2 separate regions of the Homo sapiens genome follow, and region 2 is linked to region 1. Evidence: chromatin contacts called from ENCODE POLR2A ChIA-PET data. All regions are on one chromosome and are shown on one strand. Each heading gives the region's core, a stretch centred on a gene start or an enhancer-like site at or near the end of the contact. The rest is flanking DNA. Distances are from core to core; before and after follow the strand shown. Region 1 has its middle 8.4 kb from the start of PC. Region 2 overlaps KDM2A (lysine demethylase 2A).

What was found. ChIA-PET counts read pairs that join two places held with the same protein, here RNA polymerase II (POLR2A).
Region 2: POLR2A ChIA-PET joins it to region 1 with 12 read pairs in activated CD4-positive, alpha-beta T cell. The contact joins two enhancer-like sites. POLR2A ChIA-PET finds 5 or more read pairs at or near these places in 3 of 52 experiments (AG04450, activated CD4-positive, alpha-beta T cell and activated naive CD4-positive, alpha-beta T cell).

Annotation. Positions count from the first base shown.
Region 1 is chr11:66,964,381-66,969,112 of GRCh38, reverse strand. No RefSeq gene overlaps it. Among named protein-coding and RNA genes, the nearest start is that of PC, 8.4 kb to the right of the region's middle. Within about 2 kb of position 1,317, at least 5 of the 41 ENCODE cell types and tissues checked have a DNase peak (open chromatin) inside an H3K27ac peak, as active enhancers do.
Region 2 is chr11:67,189,330-67,193,886 of GRCh38, reverse strand. The region is part of intron 5 of KDM2A (lysine demethylase 2A); the gene reads right to left. Among named protein-coding and RNA genes, the nearest start is that of KDM2A, 72 kb to the right of the region's middle. Within about 2 kb of position 3,231, at least 2 of the 41 ENCODE cell types and tissues checked have a DNase peak (open chromatin) inside an H3K27ac peak, as active enhancers do.

The DNA.
Region 1 (4,732 bases), core at 68-2,567:
AGACTTTCCCACCCAGAACATGACAACCCATCACTTGCTTTATTCTGTTCCTTAGAGGCAAGTCACCAGGTCCAGCCTACCCTCAAGGGGTGGAGATTACACAAGGGTGTGAACACCAGGAGGCTAGGATCACTGGGGACTGTCTTGGAGATGGCCTACCACAGACACCGAGGATTCCAGGCCTCCTCCATTACCTGAGTTTAAAGCCTTGCCCTTTCATGTACTGGCTCTGTGTCTTGGGTGAGTGGCTTAACCTCATGTGTCTATAATTTCTCAGCTATAACACAGGAATAATGCTTTATTTCATCAAATCTAAGAGGACATCTACGGAAAGGTGGCAGTATTTTATATACCATTAAGAAAGAATATCTGGGCTAGGCACGGTGGCTCACGTCTATAATCCCAGCACTTTGGGAAGCCAAGGCAGGAGGATTGCTTGAGCCCAGGAGTTTAAGACCAGCCTGCACAACATGACACCCTGCCTGTACAAAAAAATAGAAAAAAAAAATAGCTGGGCCTGGTGGCATGTGCCTGCAGTCCCAGCCACTTGGGAGGCTGAGGTGGGAGGATCGCTTGAGCCCAGCAGGTTGAGGCTGCAGTGAGCTGTGATTGAAGCCACTGCACTCCAGCCTGGGCAACAGAGTGAGGCCCTGTCTCAGAAAAAAAAAAGAAAAAAAAGAAAGGAAGGAAGGAAGGAAGAGAGAGTACCCATTACCCACTCATTGGAAGGTGCAGGCCCTTTTTAGAGAGGTTAAAATGTGGAGGAAAAAAAGTGTGGCTTGAAATTAACAAAACACAGTAGTATCTATTTCCTGAAGTGAAGTAGGAAAGAGGTATTTCCTGTATTTATTCATGTACATGGCTGATGTCATTTAAAGTTCTGGTGAGGCTTAGACATACTGGAAGGCTGCAAGCTGGGGCAGGCTACCATGTTCCTTAGGAGTGAGCCAGTGAATGTGATCTACATCTACCTGCTGTGGGCAAGACCTTGTTTTGGTGAACAGAAGAGAATGAGAGACCACATCTGGTTTGAGGGAGGGGAGGATCTAGGCAGGCCTCTCGGAGAAGATGATGTTGGAGCCCAGTCCCGAGAGCCCACTCGCCAGAACCTTGAGAATTAGACATTGGAAGTCTGACTGACCTTGGAGGGCAGCAGGGGTGGGGCGTGCCCTCTACCCTGGAGACTGACCTTTGTGAGTGCACTTCACCCTTGCATCCCTCTGGAACTTATCCTCATTTCCTCTTCTCTCCGTTGAAATGACAGAAGCATAGTCAGTGATGGGCCTGGAATCCAGCCCAGTTGAGTCAGCCCAGCACATAAAGTCTTCAGCAAATGTGTGTTCTACCCTCCATGGGTGGGGCCTGAGTCTTCATATACCCTCTAGGAGGATCAGACAAAATTATAAATCTAGCAGTTAGTAGTACTAGACTTTCTCCTTGAAAATATGATGCCCAGGCTGGACGCAGTGGCTCATGTCTGTAATCCCAGCACTTTGGGAGGCCGAGGCAGGCAGAGCACTTGAGGCCAGGAGTTCAAGACCAGCCTGGCCAACATGGCGAAACCCTGTCTCTAAAAAAAATACAAAAATCACCCATGCGGCTGGACGTGGTGGCTTATGCCTGTAAATCCCAGTATTTTGGGAGTGTGAGGTGGGTGGATCACCTGAGGTCAGGAGTTCAAGACCAGCCTGGCCAACATGGTGAAACCCCAACTCTACTAATAATACAAAAATCAGCGGGTATGGGGCACACACCTGTAATCCCAGCTACTCGGGAGGCTGAAGCACAGCAATTGCTTGAACCTGGGAGGTGGAGGTTGCAGTGAGCAGAGGTCGTGACACTGTACTCCAGCCTGGGCAACAGACTGAGACTCTGTCTAGAAAAAGTTTTTTAAATAAATAAAAAAATGAAAAAAATAATGCTCACCAGAAGTAAGATGAGTGACTGTGCAGATATACATTTATTTAATTTGAAATTGTTTGTGGGCCAAGTGCAGTGGCTCACACCTGTAATCCCAGCACTTTGGGAGGCCGAGGCAGGGGAGGATCACTTGAGGGCAGGAGTTTGAGACCAGCCTAGGCAACAAAGGGAGTCCCCATTTCTATAGAAATTTTAAAAATTGGCCAGGCATAGTGGCTCACGCCTGTAATCCCAGCACTTTGGGAGGTGGGCGGTGTGGGGGGCAAATCATGAGGTCAAGAGTTTGAGACCAGCCTGGCCAAGATGGTGAAACCCCGTTTCTACTAAAAATAAAAAATTAGCTGGGCATGGTGGCGGGTGCCTGTAATTCCAGCCACTTGGGAGGCTGAGGCAGAGAAGCATTTGAACCCAGGAGGCAGAGGTTGCAGTGAGCCGAGATCATGCCACTGCACTCTAGCCTGGGTGACAGAGCAAGACTCTGTTTCAAAAAAAAAAAAAAAATAGTTCTTGGGTTTATCTTCTGTCCCTTATTCCCTCCTCACACCTCTACAAGAGTTGAGTTTAGCACATAGTAAATGTTTAATAGTCAGCGAATAGGAGTGCCCCAGAGACCAAGCAGAGTCCACAGAGTCCAGTGGACGCCATGTTTATGGGGGAGGGAAAAGTTAAAGAGATGATAACCTGGAACAGGTCAAATTGGGGGCATGGACCGAGAGGAGCAAATTCTGAGGAATTTCTGAGGCTCTGACAGTGTCCCTGGGCCGGGAAGGAAGATGAGGTGGTGGGAGGATATTGAGCCATTTCTGCAGCACTATGAAAAATGAGCTACTTTCCCAGACTCGTTTTGGGGGACAGACCTCAAAGCACCCCATTTCAAAGCAGTGTGGTGCTGGGCTAGAAATAATGCCCAGGGTGTTATGGGAGTCCTAAGAGGGCCCCTTACACCATGAGAGTGGCCTTGGAGAGCTTCATGAAGGAGACAATGGCTGGGTTAAGTCTTGAGAGAGAGAGAGAGAGATATGACAGGAAGAGAGTTTATCAGGTGAATCTATTGAGAAAAGGAATCCCATGCAAGGAAAACAGCCCAAGCACAGGCAGGAAGGCACGATGGGGATAGAGGAATGATGATACCTCATACCATTGGGGTGTAGGGAGGACAGCATACCAGCAAGTTCAGACAGCATGGTGGCAAGGACAGGGCAGTTAGGAACAAGAAGGTTGGAGACATCCAGATGGATGGGAGCTCCCAGACAAAGCTACAGATCCTGGCTGGGCACAGTGGCTCACGTCTGTAATCCCAGCACTTTGGGAGGCTGAGGCGGGTGGATCACCTGAGGTCAGGGGTTCAAGACCAGCCTGGCCAACATGGTGAAGCCCTGTCCCTACTAAAAATACAAAAATTACTTGGGCGTGGTGGCACATGCCTGTAGTCCCAGCTACTTGGGAGGCTGAGGCAGGAGAATCGCTTGAACCCAGGAGGTGGAGATTGCGGGGAGCCAAGATTGCACCACTGCACTCCAGCAGCCTGGCAACAGAGCGAGACTCTGTCTCAAAAAAAAAAAAAAAAAATTAGCCGGATGTGGTGGCAGCTGCCTGTAATTCCAGCTACTCAGGAGGCTGAGGCAGGAGAATCACTTAAACCCAGGAGGCGGAGGTTGCAGTGAGCCGAGATCACACCATTGCACTGCAGCCTGGGTGACAGAGTGAAACCCTGTCTCAAACAAAACAAAACAAAACAAAAACCAACCAACAAACAAAAAAACAAAAAACAAAGCTACAGATCCCTCAAAACACAGCTGTTACTATGAGACTGGAAACAGCCCACCCCTCTGTGTTTAGAATCCAGAAGCCTGGCTTTACCCTGAGGATCTCATAAGGACAACCCAGATGTCTCCAATCCCCACTCCAGAGATGACAAAAGAAAGATTTCTCCCGCCAGCATGGACTGAGCAAGCAAGGCATTGGCCAGGAGTGTTTGTGGTGTGGAAACTGCAAGTGTGTGAGGTGGCCCTGTGCCCTTGCCTGTGGCCACTCAAGTACCATTTTTGGCTTGGAGGGAGCCTAAATTCCAATGTTTCCCTGCACTGTGTTCCCAGGCTCCTTTAACCCCATGGCTTCTCACCCCTAGAAACCGCCCTGTCTTTTCAGCCTCCTCCTACTTTGGCCGTTCAGTCTGGACAATTCCACTGGGCTCGTGGAACCCATCATGGGATCGCCACAAGGTGGTCAGACCTTCCACCGGCCGAGGTGGACCAAGGGCCAGTGTCTCCCCTGTGTTCTCAGACTGCAGAAGTCTCTGTCAATTATGAGATCTGCCCTCTTCTGTCTCTGAGCCTCTGAACATGTCCCTAAGAAGCAAAGGGATGGGTTAGCTACTCCCAACGTGCCCCCCAGAGTTACTGGGGTAACAGTAAAGCCAGTCCTTTTACCTATCCACAGCCCAGCCTCTTAGCTGCAACTTCCTGTTTTTGTTTTGTTTTGTTTTGTCTGAAGACTGGATCTTGCTCTGTTGCCCAGGCTGGAGTGCAGTGCAGTGGCACAATCTCGGTTCATTGAAACCTCCACCTCCCAGGCTCAAGCGATCTTCTCACCTAGCCTCCCCAGTAGTTGGGACTATAGGCACACCCCACCAAGCCTGGCTGACTTTTTTTTTTTCAATTTTTTTTTTTTTTTTTTTTGTGAGACAGAGTCTCACTCTGTTACCCAGGCTGGAGTGCAGTGGTGTGATCCCGGCTCACTGCAACCTCCGCCTCCCGGGTTCAATGATTTTCCTGCCTCAGTCTCCCGAGTAGCTGGGATTATAGGCATGCGC
Region 2 (4,557 bases), core at 1,982-4,481, 220 kb before region 1:
AATACGTATGTATGTATGTATGTATTGAGATGGGGTCTCACTCTGTTGCCCAGGCTGGAATACAACGACATGGTCTCAGCTTACCGCAACCTCCCGCTCCTGGGTTCAAGCAGTTCTTCTGCCTCAGCCTCCCAAGTAGTTGGGAGTAGAGGCGCCTGCCACCATGCCTGGCTAATTTTTGTATTTTTAGTAGATACGGCGTTTTGCCATGTTGGTCAGGCTGGTCTCGAACTCCCGACCTCAGGTGATCTGTCTGCCTCAGCCTCCCAAAGTGCCGGGATTACAGGCGTGAGCCACCATGCCCAGCCAATATATACGTATTTAAAAGGATAAAAATAATACTGTCTCCAACAACATGGCTGTGACTCTTCTGAGCACTTTATGTGTATTAACTTTTAAAACTAGAGTTTCTACTATTAATCACTATGAGAAAGTGATAACAGAATAAAAGGGAACATGAAAGTTTAAAAAATTTAAATAGATGGCCCAAATAGTCAATAAACATTTCTGAGAACATGATTATCCTTACAGGACATGCAGATTAAAAACTACAAGTTTCTCTTTCATACCCATCAGATTGTTGAAAGTTTAAGTCTCGGCCAGGTGCGGTGGCTCACGCCTGTAATCCCAGCACTTTGGGAGGCTGAGGCGGGTGGATCACCTGAGGTCAGGAGTTCAAGATCAGCCTGGCCAACATGGCAAAACCCTGCCTATACTAAAAATACAAAAATGAGCCGGGTGTGGTGGCAAGAGCCTGTAATTCCAGCTACTCAGGAGGCTGAGGCAGGAGAATCACTTGAACCTGGGAGGCGGAGGTTGCAGTAAGCCGAGATCGCGGCACTGCACTCCAGACTGAGAAACAAAGTGAGACTCTGATACCCCCTAGCCAAAAAATAAAAATAAAAAATAAATGAATATCTCATAATATCAAGTATTTGAGTGAATATGGAACAAAGGACACTCTCCTACTTGACTCAACAAAGTGTAAACTGGTACAATCACTTTGGAGAGGAATTTGACAAGGTGAAAATGTATACTCTTTGGCCCACTTCTAGGCTTATACCGTCTAAACTCTCAAATGTGTACCCAAGAAGAAATTTATAAACCTTCATTGTAGCATTATTTGTAAGACAAGAAATGGAGGCCAGGCACGGTGGCTCATGCCTGTAATCCTAGCACTTTGGGAGGCCAAGGCGGATGGATCACTTGAGGTCAGGAGTTTGAGACCAGCCTGCCCAACATGGTGAAACCCCATCTGTACTAAAAAATACAAAATTGACCAGGCATGGTGTTGCATGCCTGTAATCCCAGCTACTCGGGAGGCTGAGGCAGGAGAATCGCTTGAACCTGGGAGGTGGAGGTTGCAGTGAGCCAAGATCACGCCACTGCACTCCAGTCAGGGCACCAAGAGAGATGCTCCATCTCAAAAAAAAAAAAAAAAAAAAAAAAAAAAGAAATGGAAACAAAGTAAATGTCCATTGGTGGGGAATGGGTAAATTATGGTATATTCATACAATGGAATTCTATATGGTAGTTAAAATGAATGCAATGTTTAGTGAAAAAGCAAGTTGCAGAATGATTTGTACACTATGATGCCATTTGTTAATGTTTAAAAACATGCAAAGCAATATGCATGTCTACAGACTGCATTAAAAACCAAGGGAGTGCCTATCTCTGGAGAGAGGAGGAAGGAAAAGGGATTGAAAATGGGAAGAATGGTACACAGTGGATGTCAATGCTAACAAACTTCTGCAAAAAGAGATGAAGTAAATATGGCAAAAGGTTAATTTCTTACTAAGTTGTACACAAGTGGATCTTCATTTTGGGTTTATAGATGGGTGTTCATTTTGTTAATGATATTCTCCGTAATTTTATGTATATTTGAAATATTTGACAAACAGCAAAACTAAGTGTAAAGATGCACATGATAGAAGGAACCAAAGAAAAATACTAATAACAAATAAAAAAGTCATATCATCTGCCAACAGAGGTGACTTTACTTCTTCCTTTACAATTTGTATGCCTTTTCTTTCCTTTTTTTGCCTAATTGCTCTGTTAGGACTTCCAGTGCTACATTGAATAGAGGCAGTAAAAGCAGGCGCCTTTACGCTGTTCCTGATCTTAAATGCTTTTGGTGTTTCACCACTGAGTATGATATTTACTGAGGGTTTTTCATATAAAGCTTTTATTATGTTAAGGTAGTTTCCTTTTATTTCTAGTTTGTTAAGTGTTTTTATCATGAAAAGGTGTTGAATTTTGTCAAATACCTTCTCTGTGTCAATTGAGATGATCATGTAACTTTTTTCCTCCTTCACTGTTAATGAAATTTATATTGATTGATTTTCACATGTCAAATCATCTATTCCAGGAATAAATCCCACTTGGTCATGGTGTATAATCCTTTTAATATGCTGCTGAATTTAGTATGCAAGTATTTTGTTGAGGAGTTTTACATCATTGTTCAAAAAGGATATTGATTTGTAGTTTTCTTGTACTGTCTTTGTCTCGCTTTGGTATCAGGGTAATGCTGGCCTCACAGAAAGACTTAAGAAGTGTTCCCTTGGTCGGGCGCAGTGGCTCACGCCTGTTATCTCAGCACTTTGGGAGGCCGAGGCGAGCAGATCACGAGGTCAGGAGATCGAGACCATCCTGGCCAACATGGTGAAACCCCATCTCTACTAAAATACAAAAAATTAGCCGGGCATAATCCCAGCTACTTGGGAGGCTGAGGCAGGGAATCGCTTGAACCCAGGAGGTGGAGATTGCAGTGAGCCGAGATCGCGCCACTGCATTCCAGCCTGGCGACAGCAACGAGACTCATCTCAAAAAAAGAAAAAAAAGAAGTGTTCCCTCTTAAATTCTTTGGAAAAGTTTGAGAAGAATTGGTGTTAGTTCCTCTTTAAATGTTTGGTAGAATTCACCACCAAAGCCATCAGGCCCAGCCTTTTCTTCGTTGGGAGATTTTTGAATATTGACTCAATCTCCTCACTAACTACAATATAGTTCTATTCAAATTTTCTATTTCTTAGTGATTTAGTCTTAACAAGTTTTGTGTTTCTAGAAATTTGTACACTTCATCTAGGTTATCCAATTTATTGATGAACAATTGTTCGTAGTATTTTTTTTTTTAAAGAGTCTCGCTCTGTTGCCTAGGCTGGAGTACAATGGCACAATCTGGGCTCACTGTAACCTCCGCCTCCTCAGTTCAAGCGATTCTCATGACTCAGCCTCCTGAGTAGCTGGGATTACAGGAACATGCAACCATGTCCAGCTCAGTTTTTGTATTTTCAGTAGAGACAGGGTTTCACCATGTTGCCCAGGATGGTCTCAAACTCCTGAGCTCAGGCAATGCACCCACCTTGGCTTCCCAAAGTGCTAGGATTACTGGAATGAGCCACCACGCATAGTATTCTCTTACAATCCTTTTTATTTCTACAGAATTGGAAGTAATGTCCTCACTTTCACTTTCTTTTTTTGAGTCGGAGGTTTGCTCTTGTCACCCAGGCTGGAGTGCAGTGGTGCAATCTTGGCTCGCTGCAACCTCTGCTTCCTAGGTTCAAGCCATTCTCCTGCCTCAGCCTCCTGAGTAGCTGGGATTACAGGCATGTACCACCACATCCAGCTAATTTATGTATTTTTAGTAGAGACAGGGTTTCATCACATTGGCCAGGCTAGTCTCGAACTCCTCACCTCAGGTGATCCACCCGCCTCGGCCTCCCAAAGTGCTGGGATTATAGGTGTCAGCCACCGCGCTCGGCCCTCACTTTCACTTCTGATTTTAGTAATTCGATCTTTCTTTCCTTAGTCCATCTGGCTAAATAAAGCTTTGTCAATTTTGTTTATCTTTTCAAAGAAGAACCACCTTTTGGTTTCTTTGACTTTTCTCTATTGTTTTTCTATTCTTTATTTCATTTATCTCTAATCTTTATTACTTCCTTTAGCTTTAGGTTTAGTTTGTCCTTTTTCTAGTTATTTAAGTTGTAAGGTTAGGTTGTTGATTTTAAGTTTCTCTTCTTTTGTTAAAGAGACTGGTGTTTGTTTGTTTTTTGACACAGAGTCTCACTTTGTTGCCCCGGCTGGAGTGCAATGTGCGATCTTGGCTCACTGCAACCTCCGCTTCCCAGGTTCAAGTGATTCTCCTGCCTCAGCCTCCCGAGTAGCTGGGACTACAGGTGTCCACCATCATGCCTGGCTAATGTTTGTATTTTTAGTAGAGATGGGGTTTCGCCATGTTGACCAGGCTGGTCTCGAACTCCTGACCTCAGGTGATCCACCGGCCTCAGCCTGCCAAAGTGCTAGGATTACAGGCGTGAGCCACCTCGCCCGGCCGAGATAAGGTCTTGCTATGTTGCCCAAGCTGGCCTCAAAATCCTGGGCTCAAGCAATCCTCCTGCCTCAGTCTCCCAAGTAGCTGGAACTATAGGCACATGCTACTGCAATCAGTGATTCCGTGTTTTATAATCAAAGCATTTATAGCTACAAATTTCTCCTTTAATGTTGCTTTCACTGATCCCTATAAGTTTTGGTAGGCTGTGTTGTGTTCATTCATCTATAAGT